Linked DNA regions of Homo sapiens: regions 1 and 2 are each linked to region 3. Evidence: chromatin contacts called from ENCODE Hi-C or POLR2A ChIA-PET data. All regions are on one chromosome and are shown on one strand. Each heading gives the region's core, a stretch centred on a gene start or an enhancer-like site at or near the end of the contact. The rest is flanking DNA. Distances are from core to core; before and after follow the strand shown. Region 1 holds the start of ARHGAP21 (Rho GTPase activating protein 21). Region 2 holds the start of VIM-AS1 (VIM antisense RNA 1). Region 3 holds the start of MLLT10 (MLLT10 histone lysine methyltransferase DOT1L cofactor).

Region 1 (4,184 bases), core at 856-3,355, 3.2 Mb after region 3:
CGCTCAAGACACAGGCCACCGCCCTGCCGGCCAGGAACGCTGGCTCCGCGCTTACCTCGCAGGCCTTGAGCTTGTCACCATCTCCCTCAGACAGACCAGTCCGACGCGTGGCCATCATTTCATTTCAAATGACAAAGAAGGGACAAATCCTTTGGAGTCCACATTGGACGTGGCGGGGAATGCCACCACACACCCGAAGGGGAAGAATTCCACAAGCAGGCTCCGAGGAGGGGCAGGGCTGTTGAAACAGACAACGTGCCAGGGAATAAAGGTTTTCAGGAAGCGCCTTCAAATGCCTCGCTGATTTCTCGTGACTTCAACTGACTTCGCCTTCTTCTTCCATTTCTGGAGACTTAAAAACAAAGGCGACAGGTCTTCTTGGCAGCCAGTGTCGAGGCCAATTGCAGAAAGCGGTCCCCTTCTTCCCAGTGCCACTCCTGAGTCCTGGAAAAATCCGAATGGGTCGTGAAGGTTCGAGTGTCAGCTCCTAGAGAGATCCTAGGAAAACGAGAAGTTAAAGGTCATGAACTTTCTCCAGGCGCCTATCACTGTCTTGCCCACATGTCCACACCAAGTTCGCGTTTCCTCCCGAGCAAAACAAACAAAAAAAAATTTTAACGTAAACAAACAAAAAGCCTATAAATTCGAGGGGGTGTTTAAAAAAGAGAAATCTCGAAACTGCCCAGCGGTTGCGTCAAACACACCTGGCTGTTATGCAGCCTTCAAGAAAAAATGTTCCCCATTCAAGTGCATTTTAATTCATGTCTTTCCTGGGTAGAGCAGAGGGCTGTGCATGTTGTTTTCTGCATCACCCAGACAGGGACACTTCGGTGAAGTTTTCTCCCCCACGAGGCTGAAATGGGATCACACTTTCCAAGCCCCCTCTTCGCTCCCCTCCGCCCCCCAAAAACGCAAGCACAAAGCCAGCCTGGCTGGGGCCGGCGTGGGCTCGGCGGCGTCTCCGGGTGACTCGGGCGCCGCCCCTCCGCCCCTCCGCCCCGGCCGGCGTCCCCGAGGAGGCGGCTGTTTTCCTTGGCCCGCGGCGGGGCTGGGTGGGGACGGCCGGGGAGGCGTGCGCGGCCGCGGGTGGGACGCCGGCGCCGCTCCCGCTCCAGGGCATGATTCTGGAGCTACACCCGAGCAACTCTGAAGTCGCGGCTTTTCCCCCAACTACCACTCGACACGGCTTCCCTTCCCCTGTGGCCACCTAGGGGGAAAAAACGAGAAAAAGCAAACCACCACCCACCTCCCCACGATTCCCCCGCCCCTTCCTGAGGCGGGTCGGGGACCTCGAGCTCCCGAGGAGAGCGGCCCCAATATGGACTTTCTCAAAGGTGCTAGGAGCCCCGGGGCGAGACAAAACCGGGGGCCTTACCCTTCCCGCCCGCTCGGGCCCGGCGGCCGAAGCGCGGCGGCGAGCTGAAGCGGAGACGCTGGCCGGGCGCCGGGCCCGGCCGGGACGCGCTAGGCCGCAGGCTCGGTTAATATTCATGAGCGGCCCCAGGCGCCCCTCCTCCAAGGCTGGCCGGCCGGACCCCAGCGCCCACCGCCGGCCTTTGTGCCCTTCCCTCCGCCCCGCCGCCCGCCCTTGCTCCGCACACGCGGGCGCGGCCCCTCCGCCCCCGCCGGGCGCCCGCCGCGGGCTCCCTCCGGCCCCGAGCCAGCGCCCGGCCGGGTGGCCTGTGGCGGGAAGGGAGAGAGCCCGCGGCAAGCCGGGCACTCCACGGCCCGCGAGCGCAGCGCCCTCTCGGCTGAGACGGAAAAGAAACCAGACACGCACCAGAGGAAGCGGGACGAGTGGATCCGCACGGGGCTGGCCGGCTCCGGGACAGCGCGCCCCGCCCGCCCGCCCGGCGTGAGCCGGACCCCGCAGCCGGACGATCCCGCGCTGCCCGCCGCCGCCGCCGCCGCCGCCGCCGCGCTCCGAGGCCGCCGCCCCCGGCCGGCCGCTCCCAGGCACCGCCGCGACCTGCCCCGGCCGGCCCCGGGCTCTCGGCCGCCGCAGGAGGGCGTGGGGCGGGGCGGCGGCCGCCGGACTCTCCCCTCGCCTCGCCGGGCCGGGCCGGGGCCCAGCTCCGGCGCCCGCGAACGCCAAGTGACAGAAGCGCCTCGCTCCGTGGCCGCGCGGAGCTGTTTCCCGGGGGCGGATTTCTCGCTTCTTCCTCCCTGGATCCACCTCCTCCCACTCCACCTCCTTCCCCTCCCCTCCCCAGGGGAGGCTCTGGGGCTGAATATTTTCTGTCTTGAATAACACGGGACCGGGGAACCGACGCTGGAGAAGGGGGATTAGCCGGAGGCCGGAGCGGGGTGCTCGCCTGCCCCCTCCCCGTGGGTCGCGGGACCTACAAGCCCTCGCCCCCCAGCACCCCAAAACCAGGCACACAACGCTCCCCGCCCCTGCAGTCTCCCAAGCGCTGAACGGCAGCGTCCAGGGATGGGCTTGCTCCCGGGAAAGGAGACCTGGTGGTAGACGTCTGGGGTGGAGAGGGGGACAAGCCTATAACAGCGACATCTGCAGACTCCAGGGATCAAAGGTCCTAGATTGGGGGACAGGGCTTGGCAAATTGTGCCCCCACCCCTTTTTTGCAGCGGGAAGGCAATGAAGCTGCGACGAGACGTGGGACTTCCAGATAAGGGAGTGTCCCCTCACGCCTCACAGCAAAAATCTCTTCCTGTGGTGGGAAGGGGGAAGTTAGCCAAGCGTTGCTCATTCAGTTCTTTCCCTTTTATAAATTCTGCAGAGCGGCTGAGCGAATTTGGCGCGGCTAGCGGAACTGTGGAGAGGCGGCTGCGCTTCTCTGTCCGCCACACTCCAGGTCACAGCGGCTCCGGAGCCGCGGCACAACCGCCACCCTCCCCACCCAATTCCCGGGCCTTGTCACAGACCCCGGCAGCTCGCTCCGCCCCGCCGTGCCTCACAACATCTCCCGCTGCAAATTACCCAATCGGGAGACGCGACGAGAGAACGCGAACCAATCAGGGGCTGGTAAATCAGGCTTCCCTCCGCCCTCTTCCCCGCCCCCGGGTGAAGGCCACCGCCCCCTCGGCCTCTCCTTCCCACCCCGCCCCGCTCCGGGGAGGTGGCTCCCCGGCTCCGAGCCTCGCGGGGCTGGAGGGGGAGTTGCTCGCAGTCAGAGGCAGCGTTTGTCACCTTGTCACCCTCATCCTCGCCCCCTCCCATACACACTCCCCTCCCCTTCTCGGTGCTCCTGCTGGTGCTGTTGAGGGTCATTTTTATCCTCACTGCGGCCGGGGACTGCCAGCTATTGTGTCTGATCAGCTGCCACCGCTGTCCAGAGGGAAAAAAAGAAGAACAAAACCTAGAAACTGTGGAGTCCTCTTACCTTTTCCTTCTTTCTTTCTACACTCTCCCCTGTAGACTTAGAAACATCCCTTCTCCTTCCCCGCCCGCCCACCACCTGAGGTCCTGTTTCTTTATGGGGGACAGGGGAGCGGGGACAAAAAACACTCCCTGCAGCTGGAGTACCTGCGCCTTAGTTTTTACATCTTCCTTAAAGTGGAAGGTGCCAAACCAAATCTACAACTAAATCCTCCGCTTCAATTCGAGGGAAGACGTTGACGAGATCATTTTTATATGGCCATGAAATTTGCGTGTTCTTGACAGCCTGTCACCAAACAAGTCAGCTAATAATCAAGAAAAGAAAAATAGAATAAAATACAAGGACTGTATTTCAGTCAGATGGTAATTTACTAAATAGCCCAGTGGCTGTAGCAGTATCCAGTGCTAGATACAATTGAGTAAATTAACAAGAAGTGAATAGAAATTCAGGGTTCAAGTAGCTCACCGCTTGTGGGCTTATAGAATATGTCCAGAAAGGAAAAACAACTTACAGCACAAAACAACTCCTTGCACATGCAAATGTGCATGCATGGCATGAACGGCGTACCTAACAGCTGAGGACTTTTGGGTTAAAATTTTTGCACTAGAAATTTTTTAAATGTTGATTGTGAAATTTTCAGTTTGATAAAGGAGAGTAAAATGTGGGCCATGAAAGGAGAAGGAAAAGGAAGGAAAACACATTCTAGGAATTATGGAAAAATAACATAACCTAGAGAGGCAATATTTCTATAAGAGGTAATAAGATGTAAGGATCAAGATTACAATCCAACTCCATCATTTACCACGTAACTTAGGGAAAATTATGACTTATGTGTCTAAGTAC
Region 2 (3,747 bases), core at 1-2,500, 4.3 Mb before region 3:
GCGAGGCTGCGGCGAGGCCTGAGCCCTGCGTTCCTGCGCTGTGCGCGCCCCCACCCCGCGTTCCAATCTCAGGCGCTCTTTGTTTCTTTCTCCGCGACTTCAGATCTGAGGGATTCCTTACTCTTTCCTCTTCCCGCTCCTTTGCCCGCGGGTCTCCCCGCCTGACCGCAGCCCCGAGACCGCCGCGCACCTCCTCCCACGCCCCTTTGGCGTGGTGCCACCGGACCCCTCTGGTTCAGTCCCAGGCGGACCCCCCCCTCACCGCGCGACCCCGCCTTTTTCAGCACCCCAGGGTGAGCCCAGCTCAGACTATCATCCGGAAAGCCCCCAAAAGTCCCAGCCCAGCGCTGAAGTAACGGGACCATGCCCAGTCCCAGGCCCCGGAGCAGGAAGGCTCGAGGGCGCCCCCACCCCACCCGCCCACCCTCCCCGCTTCTCGCTAGGTCCCTATTGGCTGGCGCGCTCCGCGGCTGGGATGGCAGTGGGAGGGGACCCTCTTTCCTAACGGGGTTATAAAAACAGCGCCCTCGGCGGGGTCCAGTCCTCTGCCACTCTCGCTCCGAGGTCCCCGCGCCAGAGACGCAGCCGCGCTCCCACCACCCACACCCACCGCGCCCTCGTTCGCCTCTTCTCCGGGAGCCAGTCCGCGCCACCGCCGCCGCCCAGGCCATCGCCACCCTCCGCAGCCATGTCCACCAGGTCCGTGTCCTCGTCCTCCTACCGCAGGATGTTCGGCGGCCCGGGCACCGCGAGCCGGCCGAGCTCCAGCCGGAGCTACGTGACTACGTCCACCCGCACCTACAGCCTGGGCAGCGCGCTGCGCCCCAGCACCAGCCGCAGCCTCTACGCCTCGTCCCCGGGCGGCGTGTATGCCACGCGCTCCTCTGCCGTGCGCCTGCGGAGCAGCGTGCCCGGGGTGCGGCTCCTGCAGGACTCGGTGGACTTCTCGCTGGCCGACGCCATCAACACCGAGTTCAAGAACACCCGCACCAACGAGAAGGTGGAGCTGCAGGAGCTGAATGACCGCTTCGCCAACTACATCGACAAGGTGCGCTTCCTGGAGCAGCAGAATAAGATCCTGCTGGCCGAGCTCGAGCAGCTCAAGGGCCAAGGCAAGTCGCGCCTGGGGGACCTCTACGAGGAGGAGATGCGGGAGCTGCGCCGGCAGGTGGACCAGCTAACCAACGACAAAGCCCGCGTCGAGGTGGAGCGCGACAACCTGGCCGAGGACATCATGCGCCTCCGGGAGAAGTAAGGCTGCGCCCATGCAAGTAGCTGGGCCTCGGGAGGGGGCTGGAGGGAGAGGGGAACGCCCCCCCGGCCCCCGCGAGAGCTGCCACGCCCTTGGGGATGTGGCCGGGGGGAGGCCTGCCAGGGAGACAGCGGAGAGCGGGGCTGTGGCTGTGGTGGCGCAGCCCCGCCCAGAACCCAGACCTTGCAGTTCGCATTTCCTCCTCTGTCCCCACACATTGCCCAAGGACGCTCCGTTTCAAGTTACAGATTTCTTAAAACTACCACTTTGTGTGCAGTTGAAGGCCCTTGGGCACAATGAGAGCCAGTCCTCCAAACTTTCAGAAAGTTTCCTGCCCCTTCTGGCAGGCTGCCAATCACCGGGCGGGAGAAGGAAGGAGGGGAAGGCGGTGGAGGGAGCGAGACAAAGGGATGGTCCCTCGGGGGCGGGGATGGCGGGGCTGTCCTGTAGGTCTGTGCGGCCACCGTGATTGCCCCTCTGCGCGGTGCCCGAAGTCCCGCTGAAACCTGCCGAGGGCAGCAGGTCTGAAAGCTGCAGGCGCTAGTTGCGCGGAGGTGGCGCAGCTGCTCTGGAGGCGCAGAGCGAATACGTGGTGTTTGGGTGTGGCCGCCCCGCCCCTGGCGGTTTCCTCGTTCCCCTTTGGTTAATGCGCAACTGTTTCAGATTGCAGGAGGAGATGCTTCAGAGAGAGGAAGCCGAAAACACCCTGCAATCTTTCAGACAGGTTTGTAGACTCTCTTCCCACTCGCAGCCGCCTGACCCCACCCAACACAACCCACGAGCAATTCTAAAAGTTGCTTAACTCACGTCTAAAAAGTGCAAAACTTCAGGGCTGCGCGTAAAGCCCTCTAGTGGCGGGAAGACCACAGGTTGGAGCTTCTCATGATTAGAAAAATATTAATAAAACCCCTTGAGCGATTTTTTTTTTTTTTTTGAGACGGAGTCTTACTCTGTCGCCCAGGCTGGAGTGCAGTGGCGAGATCTTGGCTCACTGCATCCTCCGCCTCCCGGGTTCAAGCGATCCTTGAATGATTTCTAAGCAGTTCCTTGGGACATAAAGAAAAATCTTTTAACTTTTTACTTTGTTTCCCAAATGTTGCACAGTTTTGCAACACATTGACCTTCTGGTTTCGAACGGTTACAATTTTAGATTGTGGTTTGCCAAAGTCAAGTTGCTTAATTTTTACAAGGCCACAAAAAGCGCAATTATGCCCTGCAGTTTAAAATGGAAAACGTGTTGGAAGATAAGAAAACTTAGTTTCCAACTGGAATGGAGCCAGCAAGTTTCTTTTCTTCTTTGCAAATTCTATTGTGTCATTAAAGTTCGATGGAAGTATCACTATGCACAACTATTTTGTGATCTAATAAGGGTGAAAAGGAGCCATCTGTCCCCTTGGCTAAGGGGTATTAATGGTTTCTATGGGCTTCACTATGGAATGTAGATACAGACATTCTGGCAAATGTGGTGGCTCTGGACAGAAATAATAGGAGTCTTTGTATTCCCAGGGAAGCTTTGCAACAGGCTACATTCTTACTGAATATGTAATGATGTAAGCACGGTTCTAATTGGACACAAGTATTTGCTAACATCCGTTATCTAATATCTGGCCCAGACTTGAGAAGTAGGTAATGTAAAAAGTTTTTAAAGCTACAAGCATACCTCACATTTTAAAAGTCCTTTCTTGATTGGGTTCTTGTGTTCTTTAGCACTCTTGCCATAAAAAATAATAACAGTAATAAACCCAAGGCTGAAAAACTGAATTTTAACTAAAGGGTTTTTGTGCGTGTTTTTTTTTTTTTTCACCAAAATTAGATGGACTTACAGAATTTTTAACTTAAAATTGGAATCCAAAAGCCAGAAGATCCCCATTATAGTTTATAGTTGTATTCCCTGGAATATTTACTGGGATTAACTGCAAAGCACTCTCAGATGAATAGTGTAGTATAACATTTTGAAACTGAAATACATTTACCAAATTAATTTAACCACAGCAATGTGTGTGGTTCATTTTAGTCCTTGAGCATTTTTGATTATCATACCTGTCATGTTTTCTGCAGTGTAGTGAGTTAACATAAAACAACATCAATACAAAAGATCCTCTGTTTCGAGATTAAGCAAAATTCCTCATTCTCTTCAATGTGATAGAATACCACATTGATCTTTCTTTGGAGGTTAGTAAAATATCTTTTATGTATTTTTCAGGGCTTAACAAGTAAAAATCAATGTTTTCATCAAGTCTGATCTTTTTGTCACCCACTCTTCATTCATTTTTCCACTAAGGTGATAGAAAAGTCTCAACAGTTTAAGACCGTAAGGCTATGAACTCCAAATATAATTGCTGACAAGATAAGCAATCCTCACGCATCCTTTTGAGAGGAAATAAAATCTTAGTTGCAAGATTACATATTCTGATTTGGAATGCTGAGCTTTTTAAATGGAAATATAGAAGGACGGCTGAATCAGCAAAAATCCTTTATGTAGTTTCATTCTTTGC
Region 3 (3,649 bases), core at 356-2,855:
AAAGAATTCATATTATGTAGTCTTGTAGTCACCTTTTCTAAATGCACTATGTGAATTCTCATTGTTTTAGTGTATATTTTAATTGCCATTACTTTGTATATCTCAGCTTTTAAAACATCTGAATTTGCTATATATGCTCTCATTGTGCTGTATACCTATTATCACTCTTACACAGATTTCTAGCAATTAATTTGAAATAGAAAAACAGCCATGATACCTTTTCTAACCCCCCTTTATCAGAAGAACATTTAGAAGGCTTTTAAAGCCCAAACCATTATATTATCTTTTGGCGACCGACTAGGAGAACTTGGGTTCTCTATGCTTTAGCACTGTGAAAGTGCATCTTCCAGATCAGCACATTTATAATGCGAATTGCTGATAAAGAACCATTTTGTACCTGCAAGGTATTAATCAAAAGTCATGAATTCGCCTTTTAACTGGGCTTGTCATTTAAACAATCTATGCATAATTCTGATTTCATGCGAAACTTTTCTAATTAGACATTTTTTGCTTAAACATCAATATTGGGCTTTACGGATGCATAAGGAATAGGCAGACAGTGGAAGATTTTAGTTTAAAAGTGCTCAGCATCCAGCTAATTAATCTATGCAGATAGGCCTAATCCATTTTCCATTTGTTTGTGAGGTGGGAGCTCTCATCTTTCTGCCACTTTTAAATGACCTCACATTTCCAAGTATAAATTTGGAGAAAAGACCCGGATCAGAGGAATCCTCCATCAAAACTGGACGCCACTGTCTGATGGCGTTAATTATGTTTTAGCGACTGACTAGGAGGGCTAGAGTTCCTTCTTCCTTTTGGTGTAATACAACTGCATTTTCCGGATCATCGTATTATATTGCTAATTCCGGATAAACCACCATTTGTCCTGCACACCGAGCTGAGGGGCGCCTTGGCGTTCCCTCTCCGAGTGCAGCCCTAACACAGGCTTTTGACCTTCAGCCTGGAATACACTTTCGTTTGTCATTGGGGCCCACGTAGTGCGAAAATGGGCGGCAGATTTGGTAGGACTTCCAGCGGGTGAACTTTGGGAAGAGTCCAGGACGTGAATTTAATGGGTGGAGTGGCTGCGGCAGCACTGTGAAGTTAGCGCGGCCAACTGCAGGAAGCCATGCTTCATTACACCCTTCATGGAAGCTGGCACACTCGCCCCACCCTCGTTTTCCACGGGCCAGTCTTGGAGGAAAAGGCCAGCAGGTAGGTTCCCAGGGCACGGAGATGATGCCCCCGGGGACTCCCCTCTGGCGATTCTGAGAAAACCCCTTCCCAGCCCTGGGCGTCCACCTCCCCCGCCACCTCCCAGGCCTCTTCCCGACGCTCACACGCGGCCCGCGCCACCAGCGCTGCAGAGGGCGGCCCTAACGTCCCCGCCCCCGCGTGCGCGCCCCCGCGCCCGTTCATTCCGGCCTCCGCGCGCCGCCGGCTCCCCTCGCGCCCACCCCCAGCACACCTCGGCGGCGGCGAGCGGCGCGGGGGAGGGGGACGGGGCCCCGGAGGTAGGCCGGGGGCAGCCAACAGGCCGCGGCAGCGCGCACGCAGGGCTAGCCTCGCCCAGGCCTCCTCCCTCACGCCGGCCGCAGGACGGGCGCGCACGCCAAGTGACGCTCCGAGGAGGAAGCGCAGCCCCCTTCCCCTCCCTCGCTGCCCCTGGCCCAGCGGGAGCCCCCCCTCCCCCCAGTGCGCCTGTGCGGAGGCCCTCTTGATTATGTGTGCCCTCTCCGGGCGCCCGCGTTAGCGGCCGGGTGGAGGTGGGGAGGGAAGACGCTGAGGAGGAGGAGGAGGCGGAGGAGGCGGTGGAGGGGAGGTGGGGGGAATCAGCAAGGACATGGCTCCTGACTCCTGTGCGGAACGTGAGTGACTGAGCGGCAAAGCCCGAGTGAGCGAGCGGTGGGCTGCCGGGCCGGGCGGGGGGCGCCGGGGCGGGCTCGGGGGGCTGTGTGGGGGGGAAGCACTAATCGGCTTGCATGTGTTTTTTAATGGTCCCCCCAACTCCCTCTTAGATGGTCTCTAGCGACCGGCCCGTGTCACTGGAGGACGAGGTCTCCCATAGTATGAAGGAGATGATTGGAGGCTGTTGCGTTTGCTCAGACGAGAGAGGCTGGGCCGAGAACCCGCTGGTTTATTGCGACGGGCACGGCTGCAGCGTCGCGGTGCATCAAGGTAAACACCCAACCGCCCGCCGGGGCGCGCCGGCCTGCGCCCAACGGTCACCGCCGCCCCCACCTGGGCCGCAACCGCCGGCGCCCCCGCCCCGTGCCGCGGCCGCGGGAGGGACGCGGAGGGTCCGCGGCGGGGCGCGGGGGGTGTGGGCCGCGCATGTGGGAGAAAGTGCGTGTGGCCCGGACTGTCATGTGATTCCGCTCTCACTCTCTCAAGTGTCATTCGGCCGCCGCCTGCGCCTGGGGCCGGGGTCTGCTGACTCGGCGGGGCGGGGCGGGGCAGGGCGGCGGCCGCGCCCTCGAGATCTGGGCCGGGGTGGGGGCGGGGGCGGGGGCGGGGGCGGTGCGCGCCCTTCCCGGGGTTCCCGGGGCCACGGGGGTGGGTTTGGGAGAGTGGAGCGCCCTCTTCTCCCCTGGCCTGCAGCCGCCTGTCTGCCGCAGTGTTTGGAGACTTCCTGTGGCGTGGAGACGGGCTCGGGAACGCGGCGCCAGTGTGGGGAGGCTGGGGGTCGCCTTGCCTCTTTAGATGGGGAGGGATGCGGGGCCCGTTGCACCCCGAGCCAGAAGGCTCGGGCCCTGCCGCCGCCGCCCGGTAGCTGTCTGCGGAGGAGATGGCGGAGTCCGTTGCTGACCATGCGGGAGTGGCGGGGCTGCTGCAGCGCCTGTGGGGTGGCCGCGGCAGGCCACCACCAGCCTAGGTGGCTGAAGAGGTGGCGGTGCCAAGTCACTTTTGGGGAGCCTCTTAGTTTATTTCTGGTTGTTAACAATTGATGAGGTTTTTGGATATACAAGAAGGCCGAGGACACTAGTAAGATACTTTTCTGGCCTTTGAAGTGGCCGACTTTTCCCCATTTCACGTGGTAAGGAATCCAGGACAAAACAGTCTATATTCTTTTTTGGTGGCTCCATGTCCCTTCGCATTTCTGAATCTGGCATTAAGCGATGCATATGTTTTTAGTAGTCTGTTGGAAAGGACTACCACCAAAAGGGAGACGAAAATTTGAACATCTGCTAAAGTGCATTTTGTAGAGAAACGAATGTCACACTTGGAAAGGGAGACTTTAGAAGCAGTGGTGATGATTCTGAGGTAGTGTACTTACTCTGAGAATGCTGTTTATTCCCAGACTTTTATTTTTTTACTTTTTATTTTGTTGAGACGGAGTCTTGCTCTGTCACCCAGGCTGTAGTGCAGTGGTGCCATCTCAGCTTACTGCAACCTCTGCCTCCTGGGTTCAAGCGATTGATTCTCCTGCCTCAGCTTCTTGAGTAGCTGGGATAACAAGCACACCCTAGCACACCGGCTAATTTGTATTTTTTAGTAGAGACGGGGTTTCGCCATGTTGGCCAGGCTGGTCTCAAATTCCTGACCTCAGGTGATCCTCTTGCCTCGGCCTCCCAAAGTGCTGGGATTACCGGCGTCAGCCACTGCGCCTGGCCCTAGACTTTTAAAGAAGAGCCAAGTTGCATGTCTT

The links. Hi-C counts contacts between places; a loop is a spot of excess contacts on that map. ChIA-PET counts read pairs that join two places held with the same protein, here RNA polymerase II (POLR2A). Pooled maps may share reads with other maps.
Region 1: a loop to region 3 is called in a map of B cell, with 20 times the contacts of the local background. The contact joins the promoter of ARHGAP21 here to the promoter of MLLT10 in region 3. A Hi-C loop is called at or near these places in 2 of 168 maps with a recorded cell type or tissue (B cell and naive thymus-derived CD4-positive, alpha-beta T cell) and 12 of 50 pooled maps.
Region 2: a loop to region 3 is called in a map of CD4-positive, alpha-beta memory T cell, with 17 times the contacts of the local background. The contact joins the promoter of VIM-AS1 here to the promoter of MLLT10 in region 3. A Hi-C loop is called at or near these places in 2 of 168 maps with a recorded cell type or tissue (CD4-positive, alpha-beta memory T cell and chondrocyte) and 8 of 50 pooled maps. POLR2A ChIA-PET finds 5 or more read pairs at or near these places in 1 of 52 experiments (activated CD4-positive, alpha-beta T cell).

The regions. Positions count from the first base shown.
Region 1 is chr10:24,721,782-24,725,965 of GRCh38, forward strand. ARHGAP21 (Rho GTPase activating protein 21) reads right to left here and starts at 2,106. Exons shown (of 26, transcript NM_020824.4): 1 at 1,781-2,106; 2 at 56-498. The coding sequence starts at 118. RefSeq lists silencers at 886-1,195, 1,256-1,615, 1,636-1,715, 1,806-1,875, 1,906-2,095 and 1 more and an enhancer at 1,639-2,549.
Region 2 is chr10:17,228,735-17,232,481 of GRCh38, forward strand. It overlaps VIM-AS1 (VIM antisense RNA 1), which reads right to left and starts at 1,251. Exons shown (of 3, transcript NR_108061.1): 1 at 611-1,251. It overlaps VIM (vimentin), which reads left to right. Exons shown (of 10, transcript NM_003380.5): 2 at 542-1,251; 3 at 1,916-1,976. The coding sequence starts at 689. RefSeq lists an enhancer at 836-925 and a silencer at 1,236-1,415.
Region 3 is chr10:21,532,627-21,536,275 of GRCh38, forward strand. It overlaps MLLT10 (MLLT10 histone lysine methyltransferase DOT1L cofactor), which reads left to right and starts at 1,606. Exons shown (of 23, transcript NM_001195626.3): 1 at 1,606-1,894; 2 at 2,019-2,178. The coding sequence starts at 2,019. RefSeq lists enhancers at 1,175-1,888, 2,604-3,316, 3,580-3,649 and silencers at 1,254-1,783, 1,794-1,863, 1,974-2,313, 2,454-2,543.